Linked DNA regions of Homo sapiens: region 1 is linked to region 2. A link is an interaction called in ENCODE POLR2A ChIA-PET data of the cell type or tissue named here. Cell type or tissue: K562. All regions are shown on one strand.

Region 1 (5,000 bases), 140 kb before region 2:
CCACAGGAAAACTCCCAGCCCAGGTGGTTTCTCTGACATGTTATAACAAATATTTAAGGAAGAATTCATTCCAACTATACACAAACTCTTCCAAAACCAAAAATGATGGGCACCTCATTTTATTCTATTTCACATCTCGACAAGAATGGTACAGGCCACCTCACTCATGAACACTCAGGTCTCTTAGCACAAACGGCTTCTCAAAAAGCCCTTCTCTTACCAAACTAAAGTAGTATCCCCTGTCCCCTGAACCTATTTTATTCTATTTCAAGATCTATATACTACCTGATGTTATTTGTGTGTGTGTATGTGTACATATATAATATTTATTGACTATGTCCCCCACTAAAATTTAAGCTCAGACAACACAGGCTCTGTTTTGTTCCCACTCAATGTTGCCACACTATCTGCCTACAGCAGGCTTCAAAAATATTTGTTCAATTAATAATTGGTTTTGGTTTTGTTGAGAAAATGACAAAAACACAAGTAGAATTCAGTAACGCTTTCAAACGAATTCATACTCTATTATAACAACTGCAAGAGCATCATATACATGCTTTAGTGGTAGGAGTACAATGTACATAATTCAGGATTCAAAAATAACTGATGAAGGAATGAGGCGTTCTTAAATTTCTAAACATCTCCCATCCCCAAGGGGTACCTCAACTCTATTTCAATAGATGTTATATATACTTGCTTCTTCCTTTCTGTAGTAAGCACAAAATCATTCACTAATTCCATAAACAGTTATCATACACTACTATGCCAGACAGTATTCCAGACATTTAGACATTAAGAATACAATAATTAAGACAAGGTAGAGTAATGCATGGGACAGAAAAATAATACCCATAGAGTGTGATATATAGATTGTAAAGCTGAAGCATGATAGAAGAGATAATAAACTTTTTAGGGATAGATGTTTAGGGAAAGTTTCAGTAGTGGTGATACTAAATAAATACTTGTAAAATCAAATACAAAATATTTTTCATTTTACTATACGTGAAATGAGGATATGAAGTCTGAAAGTACTACAGTAATTTACCACCATTAAGATAAGCTAGCCCAAGAATAAAACCAAATCATGGGGAATAATGGAGCAGAATGAATAAGAGAAATTAAGTCCTTGATGTTTTCATGTGAGCCACTGGATGAAGTCTTAGCTAAAGTTTACTAGAAGATGTACTCAGTCCCTTTTTTTGTTTAAGCCAGTTTTGTGTTTTCTGTCACTTGCAATGTAAGAATATAGATCAATCTCTGAATTCTTTCAAAAGGCAAAGCATTTGCTAACTTCAGTGTATACATGTGCAGGGGCACTACTGGTATTTTTGAAAGGACAATTCTGTTTTGTGGGACCATTCCAAACATCACAGGACATTAGTGTATCTGGCCTCTACTTAATAATTATGAGTAGTACCTCGCAGTCACTGTGACAACCAAAAATGTCCCCATATAGTATTTCCAAACATCTCCCATCCCCAAGGGGAACCACAACTCTATTTCAATAGTTGTTACATATAACATACCTGTTTCTTGCAGTAGCTCCAACAGATATGCTTAAATGTACTTAACACAGTCTTAAACAAACTGGGATATACCACTGAAATATTCTAATTTTACATAATAATTCATTTTTAACCAGTCACCTATGACTATTTAAATGTTCAGTCAAAATCTTACGTATAGGCTCGGCACGGTGGCTAACGCCTATAATCCCAGCACTTTGGGATGCCAAGGTGGGCGGATCACTTGAGGTCAGGAGTTCAAGACCAGCCTAGCCAACATTGCGAAACCCTGTCTCTACTAAAAATACAAAAATTAGCTGGGTGTGGTGGCAGGCGCCAGCTACTTGGGAGGCTGAGGCAGGAGAATCGCTGAACCCAAGAGGTAGAGGTTGCACTGAGCTGAGATCAAGCCACTGCACTCCAGCCTGAGTGACTGAACGAGACTCTCTCTCAGAAAATAAACACTGAAATCCTATGTACAGCTTATATTAACTCTTGGTGTAAACAGTGTTTTAAATTTGCCACTATTATCTGAAAATTCTTATTTATTTAAATTTCTCCATACAATACTGTCATTGACACCATCTGTTTTCTTCTAATCAGCCATTTGCTTACCCTCTTCCTAGACTGAAATGCCACATATTCATTTTCCCAGCCTCCTCGTAATTAAAGCAGCGGCACGCCAGGATGGACATCGGAAAGAGGGCTTCTGTGAACGGTTTAGTTGCCTAATTAAGAGATGAAAGGACAAACTTCCACCTGTCTTTGGAGAATGTGATGCCTGGAGCAGAGCCATCTGCAACCATGATGGCAAAGTCTGAGCCCAAAGTTAAGCATGCTAAGGATAGCCAAGCATAAAGATGGAAAGCACCTGAATCCTTGATGAAATCATAGCACAGCTAAACTAACCATGGAATACTCCATTTCTGGACTTTTTATGTGAGATACTGGTTTTTTTTTTTTTTTTGCTATGGAGTCTCGCTCTGTCACCCAGGCTGGAGTGCAGTGATGCAATCCTGGCTCACTGCAACCTCCACTTCCTGGGTTCAAGTGATTCTCCTGCCTCAGCCTCCTGAGTAGTGGGGATTACAGGCGCCTGCCACCATACCCGGCTAATTTTTTTATTTTTAGTAGAGATGGGGTTTCACTATGTTAGCCAGGCTGGTCTCAAACTCCTAACCTCAAGTGATCCGCCCGCCTCAGCCTCCCCAAGTGCTGGGATTACAGGCGTGAGCCACAGCGCCTAGCCCGAGATACTGTTTAAATCAATGTTAACTGGGTATTATACAACTTGGGGGCCTAACTAAACAAGATATATTCAAGATCTGACACGTGATTGACAGTGGGAGAAGAACCAAGATTTCTGAAAGATTTCAAGACTGGGTTGTTGAGAGAGAGGTAGTTAGAAAAGAGAAATCGGGGGAAGAGGAATACAAACGCGCACATGCTGCTGGGTGCAGTGGCTCATGCCTGCAGTCCCAGCACTTTGAGAATCCCAGGTGGATCACTTGAGCCCAGGAGTTTGACACCAGCCTGGGGAATACAGCAAGCCCCGGTCGCTTAAAAAAAAAAAAAAAAGGGCTGGGTGTGGTGATGCACACCTGTAGTCCTAGTTACTCAGGAGGCTAAGGGCTGAGATGGGAGGACTGCTTGAGCCTGAGAGGTCTAGGTTACAGTGAGTTGTGATTATGCCACTACATGCCAGTCTGGGTGGCAGAGTGAAACCCCGTCGGTCTCACAAACAACAAAACATATATGTGCACACACACACTAGGTGAGGGTTGGTGAAGAGATCAAACTGACTCAGTTTAGTATGAGTTAAACTTAGGGTAGTATATATAAGATAGACATATACAGGAGGAAATGGAAGTAGGGAGTTACAGAACCAAGAAACAGCCCCACAGAAATGATGGTTTATATCATAAAGGATATGATCACCAAGAGAACACAGTGAAAAGCATATGGAACCTTGAGGACACTGGTTACTTCCCCAGGATCCACCCCTTCCCCGTATTGTGTTGCAGTCTCTATTTTCAGGTAAGATTCACTCCACTGGCTAAGCCACTTAGGATAATTCCATCCCTCTAGACAAAGATATTGTTACAGGTTTGGCAGCATGATCTATGTTTGTTTAATCAAACTAGAGCTTAGGATTCTTGGGAAAAGGCTAGGAGAAGTGGCCTTCTCTCTTTCTTTGGAAATAAATGAAGGGGCTATAATATGAACATCATTGGTGGCAATTTTTTTTTTATTAGAAGGGAAGTCTAAAGCCCAAACACAAGGACAATGTTGAGAGAACAGCAGATAAATGGGAGCTTAGCCCTGATGACATGACAAAGCACTCTTCAAGCCACTTCTATCTATGTACTTGCCAATTGCAAGAGCCAAAACATCTCTTTGGGTTTTTTTGTTTTTTTGAGATGGGGTCTCGTTCTGTCACCCAGACTGAAGTGCAGTGGCCCAATCATAGCTCACTGCAGCCTTGAACTCCGCCCCTCAAGCAATCCTCCCACTTGGGCCTTCCAAAACTGCTGGGATTACAGGTGTGAGACACCATGGCCCAGCTTATCTTTCATTTTTAAATCCCATTTGCAGCCTAACTGATAAAAGGAAAATGTGAAGAAACTTCCTGAGAAATACAGAATCAGGAAGTATAATGCAGAAAAGCCAAGAAATCTAGATCGTTTTATGACTACAGAAGACAGTATATTTCACAACTGATCTAAGGCAGCAGTCCCCAACCTTTTTGGCACCAGGGAATGGTTTTGTGGAAGACAATTTTTCCATGGGACAGGAGTTGGGTGGGGGATGGTTTCAGGATGAAAATGTTCCACCTCAGATCATCAGGCATTAGTTAGATTCTCATAAAGAACATGCAACCCTGATCCCTTGCATGTGCAGTTCAAAACAAGGTTGGCACTACTATGAGAATCTAATGCCGCCACTGATCTGCCAGGAGGTGGAGCTCAGGTGGTAATGCTTGCTCCCCTGCTGCTCACCTCCTGCTATGCTGCCCAGTTCCTAACACCAAACAAGCCAAGGACTGATACCTGTCTGCAGCCTGGGGTTTGGGGACCCCTGGGTCTAAGGAAACCAAGGATGACAGAGGAAACGTCATTGGATTTGGTGATTCGGAGGTCACAGATAACTTTTAAAACAGTAGTTTCAGTGGTGAAATGGTAAAGGCAGTACGAGTGCAAAGCACAGAAGCATTTAGTAAGAACTCTACAATGTACCAAACACTTGGATGGACATTTAACATGTATTAATTTCTTTAACCACCACCCTGTGAGCTAAGTATAACATATTTTATAGATACAGAATGAAATCTGAATAGTAACATACCCACAGTTACACAGCTACTAAAGTGGTTTTAAAAGACTTCAAAAACCCAGATCAAAAGTTCTATCTTGCTCAAAAGTCAATGTTCTTCCTACTATAACAGCTTCCTGGGATGAAAGAATAAGTCTTTAAAGAAAAGAATAGAAATACAGT
Region 2 (5,000 bases):
GGTGTAGGCCTGTAGTCCTAGCTACTGGGAGGCTGAGGCAGGAGCATTGTTTGAGCCCAGGAGACTGAGGCTGCAGTGAGCCATGATCATGCCACTGCACTGTAGCCTGGGTAACAGAGCGAGACCCTGTCTAAAAAAAAAATGAAATGCTGAAGAACAGTGAGATTAAATGCAACAAGAACCTTGGATCTGGCACTTTTTCTAAGCAGAAAGAAAGAGGTAGGCTAAATGAATCTGATCTACATTTATAGGTCAGCCACCTTGAGCTTTTGCAGAAAGGTCCTAGTTTCTTCGAAGACTACTAGGCCACTTGGGAGACACCCTGAAGGGAACATGAGGTTTTTAGCAATCAGGATTAAGAAACTGGATTAAAGGAGGGAAGGTAAAAGCTGTTCCTGGAAAAGGAAGCAGGGAACATACTCTGGGGTAGAGGACATAAAAGACAGGGGCCCTTTTTCAGGAGAGAGAATTTGTCATTGGAGAAGAGTTGGGGCTGGACTTGTTCAGGGACATGGAGACTTAGCATAGCTTCTTTATAAGCAAACTTTAAATCTGAAAGCAACTGTTGAAAGTCCATTCTTGATCAGAGGGAAACATAGGTTCTATAGAAGGAAGGAAAATCACAAACCTAGTTAGTAGAAATAAAATGAGTTGAAAAAAATAAAGTTAGTAAATTAAGAGACAAAAATAAATAGATCACAAAGAAAAAGATTCTGGGTTAGAAACTTGTTTTTCCAATGGATTTTGTTCAATTTAGTAAGAAACAAATTGTAGAGTTGCATACTTACTTTGTCACTCCTTCTCTATCATCAGCATTGCCTGGAAGAAAGAAATAGAAGATGCTCCCTCTCCTGACATCCTGTGTAAGTTAACCTATAATTGGAGCAATCCAGGCTGCCTGCTGTTTAGACTGTACTCTCTCTGCTTGTAGTCAGCCAAAAGTTGGGTTTGTCCAAAGGCTGGTGCAGGAATAATATAGGAAATCCAGAGCAAGGCATTTTGTGGACCAAACAATATGTGTCACAAAGGCCAATGGCTAAGAGTTAGCCCTCCAGTGTGGAAGCCTAGGCCCTGCCCAACCGGGCTGCTGCTGAGACAAGATCGGAAAAATGGACTGAAATTCCTAGGCCAAGTGGAGGAGATTGGTTAGGAATTTAGCTAGAACTGAACACTGTTTGGGAGGAGGGGGCAGTGTGAAAAGTGGAAAAGGAATTGGAAATGTCATGTGATGAGTAGATATTATAAGCTGGAGAAACAGCAACTGTGAGGGTGGATGAGACTGAATCAAGCCACAAGAGACAGAATGAGGTGTTGGTAAGTCAAGAGTTGGTTTAGAAGGAAGAACCTCAGGGACACTGAGCTCTAGATGCAATATTTCTCTTCATCTAGTAGGCCATCAGTTTTGTGTTGAAAAAGCAAAATGTTATTATAGTGAAGATCTGGTTTTTGTAATGCCTGCCAATCCCCTTCATTTGTTCGAGAGCCTTTGTTTTCCTTGGGGAACTGCTTCTGAACTCAATGCTGGATATACCTGTATGGACTGTATCAGTGAGCCTCCTTGCTCGTTGGTTTCCAGTTGGATATGACTAGTGAACTGTGCTCTGAAGAGCCTTGGAGAAAAGTGAGATCAGAGAATTTACCCCCCTACATCTCCATCCCATCTTGGCTTTTTTCCTTCCATGGCATTTGAGATTGGCTCTGTGCGCCTATGCAAGACCATCACTCCTGTCAGATGGCTCGCACTCTACACTTAGCCTCTCTGGCTTCTATGACCACACCCTTCCCTTGTTCTTTTAGGCTTTGGGATGGTAACAGCTCCTGCACTGTTGCTAACCCTAGCATACTGCACTATTGCCATTGTTTTCTCTAACTATACCATGCCATTAAAAATAGTTTCTTTATTAAATTCTCCTCAAATTAGCCAGTTTGAAACCACTATCTATGTTCTGCTAGAACCTGACTGATGCACACTTTCTTATAGTTCAGTTGGAGCTGACTCTACTCCCAGCCACAGGGGCAAATAGGCAAATGGCTGAAACTGGACAGAGCATTGCATCTCCTGGCTCCAGTAACATGATCAAGTGACCCAATCATAGTCAATAGGTCTGAATTTGGAACACTTGTGGAAATTGTTAAGATAAGAGAGTCTTTATAACTATGTTTCCCAAGAAAATAGAATGTGAGGAGAAAGTATGCCTGAGAGAAGAGTCAACAAAGAGAAAAGCAGTGGTGGAAAAGGGAGACTGAGTACTCATGATTATGTTTGAGCCCATAGATAAGCTGGGTGTGAATCTGCACAGTTGTGCTATGAGCTGATAACTCTACCCCCTTCCTTTTAAAAATGCTTTATTCATTTTGAATTGGATTTTCTGTCATTTGTATCTGCAAGGGTCCTGACTGATAGACATGTGGGGGAAACTCCCTGTCCACTGGGGCAGGAGGGCTATTGCTAGGTAGCTCTGTGGAGATGAGAGTCTACAGTGGTGCTATGGTCTCATCATGAGGCAGAGAAGCAAGAATAGGTGCAGAAGAGTCAGAGTGGGCAATAGTGGGGCCAGGGAGTGGAGCAGCTTCTGTGATAGCAGCAGCAGAAACAGCCTGTGGTGACCACAGAGGAGCCATGCTACTGGTCAGTGCTTTTGGCTGCAAATAAAATAGAAATTGTACTAAAAATATCTTAACCAATAAGTGGCTATTTATACAACAAAAAGCCAAGAGGCAGGCAGTTCTAAAGTTAGTTAATTCAGACCGGGCGCGGTGGCTCATGTCTGTAATCTCAACACTTTGGGAGGCTGAGATGGGCAGATCACCTGAGGTCAGGAGCTCGAGACTAGCCTGGCCAACATGGTGAAACCCCATCTCTACTAAAAATACAAAAATTAGCCAGGCATGGTGGTGTGTGCCTGTAGTCCCAGCTACTCAGGAGGCTGAGGCAGTAGAATCACTTGAACTCGGGAGGCAGATGTTGCAGTGAGTCGAGATCATACCACTGCACTCTAGTCCAGGTGACAGAGTGAGACTTCATCTCAAAATAATAATAATAATAATAATAAAAGTTAGTTAATTCAGTTGCACGATGACATCGCGAAGGAAGTATGTGGCTTTCTTATTCCATAGAATGGGAATCTGCCATGCATAGAATGGGTCTTCATTCTCAGGCTTGTCTCCCATGGCTGAAAACGGCTAGCCCACCTCCAGGTATCACATCCTTATACAAGCCCTTTCAAGTCAGGAAAGGCAGGCTCTTCTTTTTATCAGAGAGAAGACTCCCAGCAGACTGTCTCCTGTGTCTCATTGGCCCCTATTGCGTGGTATTGCCCATTGTCTATAACAATCACTGGTAGGGGAGAGGACAATTCCATGATTGGCTTAGACCATGAGTAAACTAATTACAGCATCTGGGTCAAATCTATCCTGCTGCCTGTTTTTGTTTTGTTTTTTAGACAGAGTCTCACTCTGTTGCTCAGGCTGAATGGAGTGCAGTAGTGTGAACATGGCTCACTGTAGCCTCAACTTCCCAGGCTCACGTGATGCTCCCACCTCAGCCTCCTGAGTAGCTGGGACTTCAGGTACATGTGACCACACCTGGCAATTTTTTTTTTTTCTTTTCAGTAGAGATGAGGTCTCACTATGTTGCCCAGGCTGGCTTTCACTTCTGGGCTCAAGTGATCCTCCCACCTCTGCCTCCCAAAGCATTGAGATTACAGGCATGAGCCACTGTGCCTGCCCAGCTGCCTATGTTTGTAAATAAAGTTTTATTGGGACACAACCACACTCAATTGTCTACATATTGTCTACAGCTAATTTTATACTACAACAGCATAGAGTTGAATAATTGTGACAAAGACTATCTGGACCACAAAACTGGAAATATTTCCAGAATATTTTAATATTATAATAAAATTTATTTTTAAAAAAGTTTGCCAAACTTTGGCTTAGACTAATTAACAGCCACCCCAGAGTCACCTTGAACACATGGTAGAGTGAACCCTATCCAATAAAAGTGGAGTCCTGATAGCAAGAACAAAGGGACAGGAGATAGCAATTATTAGGTAGACAAGCCCACCGTGAGTGGGACTGACAGTGGTGGGGTATTGATCAGCTGTGGATATAGCTGCTGCCACACTGGAGAAGCCCATGTATGTTCTTGTTGGAGGAGGGTTAGCTGCTGGTTCAAGGCAGTGGTCATTGTTAATACCATTCTCTGTCTGCTTAGAGGGCTGCTAGGAAGACATCAAAGACTTATTTGGGGCTCAGAAATGCCCCTGGAGTATCACAGAAAGGAGAGGAAACTGGGTTTTATCCTCTAGATTTTGCACTAAGGGGAGGGCCATTCACCAGGAGGTTGATGGGGTTGGAGTTCAGGGTAAGACAAACTGAGAGAACCCTGAGGCAAATATCTCTTTGATTGTCATTGGTTTCTTTTTTCCCATTGGCTGGTAAATTTATATTTAATTTATTTTATTTTGTCAATGTCAAAAAACTCTCAATATGTAAAATTTCCTCCCACAGCATCATGTCATCTACAAAGTACTTTAACTTTTTCTCACTTGTTTCTTTTTACTTATTTTAATTTTAGATTTGGGTTACATATGCAGGTTTTTTACAAGGGCATATTGTGTGATGCTGAGGTTTGGGTTTCCGTTGATCCCATCACCCAGATAGTGAACATAGTACCCAATAGGAAGTTTATCAGCCTTTGCCCCCTTCCCTCTCTCCTAGCAAAATAGTTTACCTATAAAAGGATTTATTCATAAAATTGTTCTTAATTAATTTAAATAGAAGGAAAGTTTATGCCCTTTAGACATACACACACACAAAAATGAAATCTATGCCCTGAGCAACATAACCACATGGTGTACTAATTATTTCATTTAATTAAGCAGTCATTCAATATCTATGCATTAGACATCCACCTACTATGCATTAGACACTGTGGTGTTCACTGGGGAATCAAAGAACACAGTCCCTGCCTTCTGGATATTCACTGGCCTAGTTTG

What was found. Peaks named below come from ENCODE experiments on the same cell type or tissue, not always from the same donor. Only the 100,000 strongest peaks of a DNase experiment are listed, where the experiment ranks them.
Region 1: POLR2A ChIA-PET joins it to region 2 with 5 read pairs; 4 of 35 experiments call an interaction of 5 or more read pairs at or near these places.

Annotation. Positions count from the first base shown.
Region 1 is chr5:112,710,643-112,715,642 of GRCh38, reverse strand. It overlaps a transcript of APC not described here. Among named protein-coding and RNA genes, the nearest start is that of APC, 25 kb to the left of the region's middle. In K562, no CTCF peak of the experiment used is centred here; no DNase peak of the experiment used is centred here.
Region 2 is chr5:112,568,542-112,573,541 of GRCh38, reverse strand. No RefSeq gene overlaps it. Among named protein-coding and RNA genes, the nearest start is that of LINC02200, 57 kb to the left of the region's middle. In K562, no CTCF peak of the experiment used is centred here; a DNase peak (open chromatin) is centred at 2,301.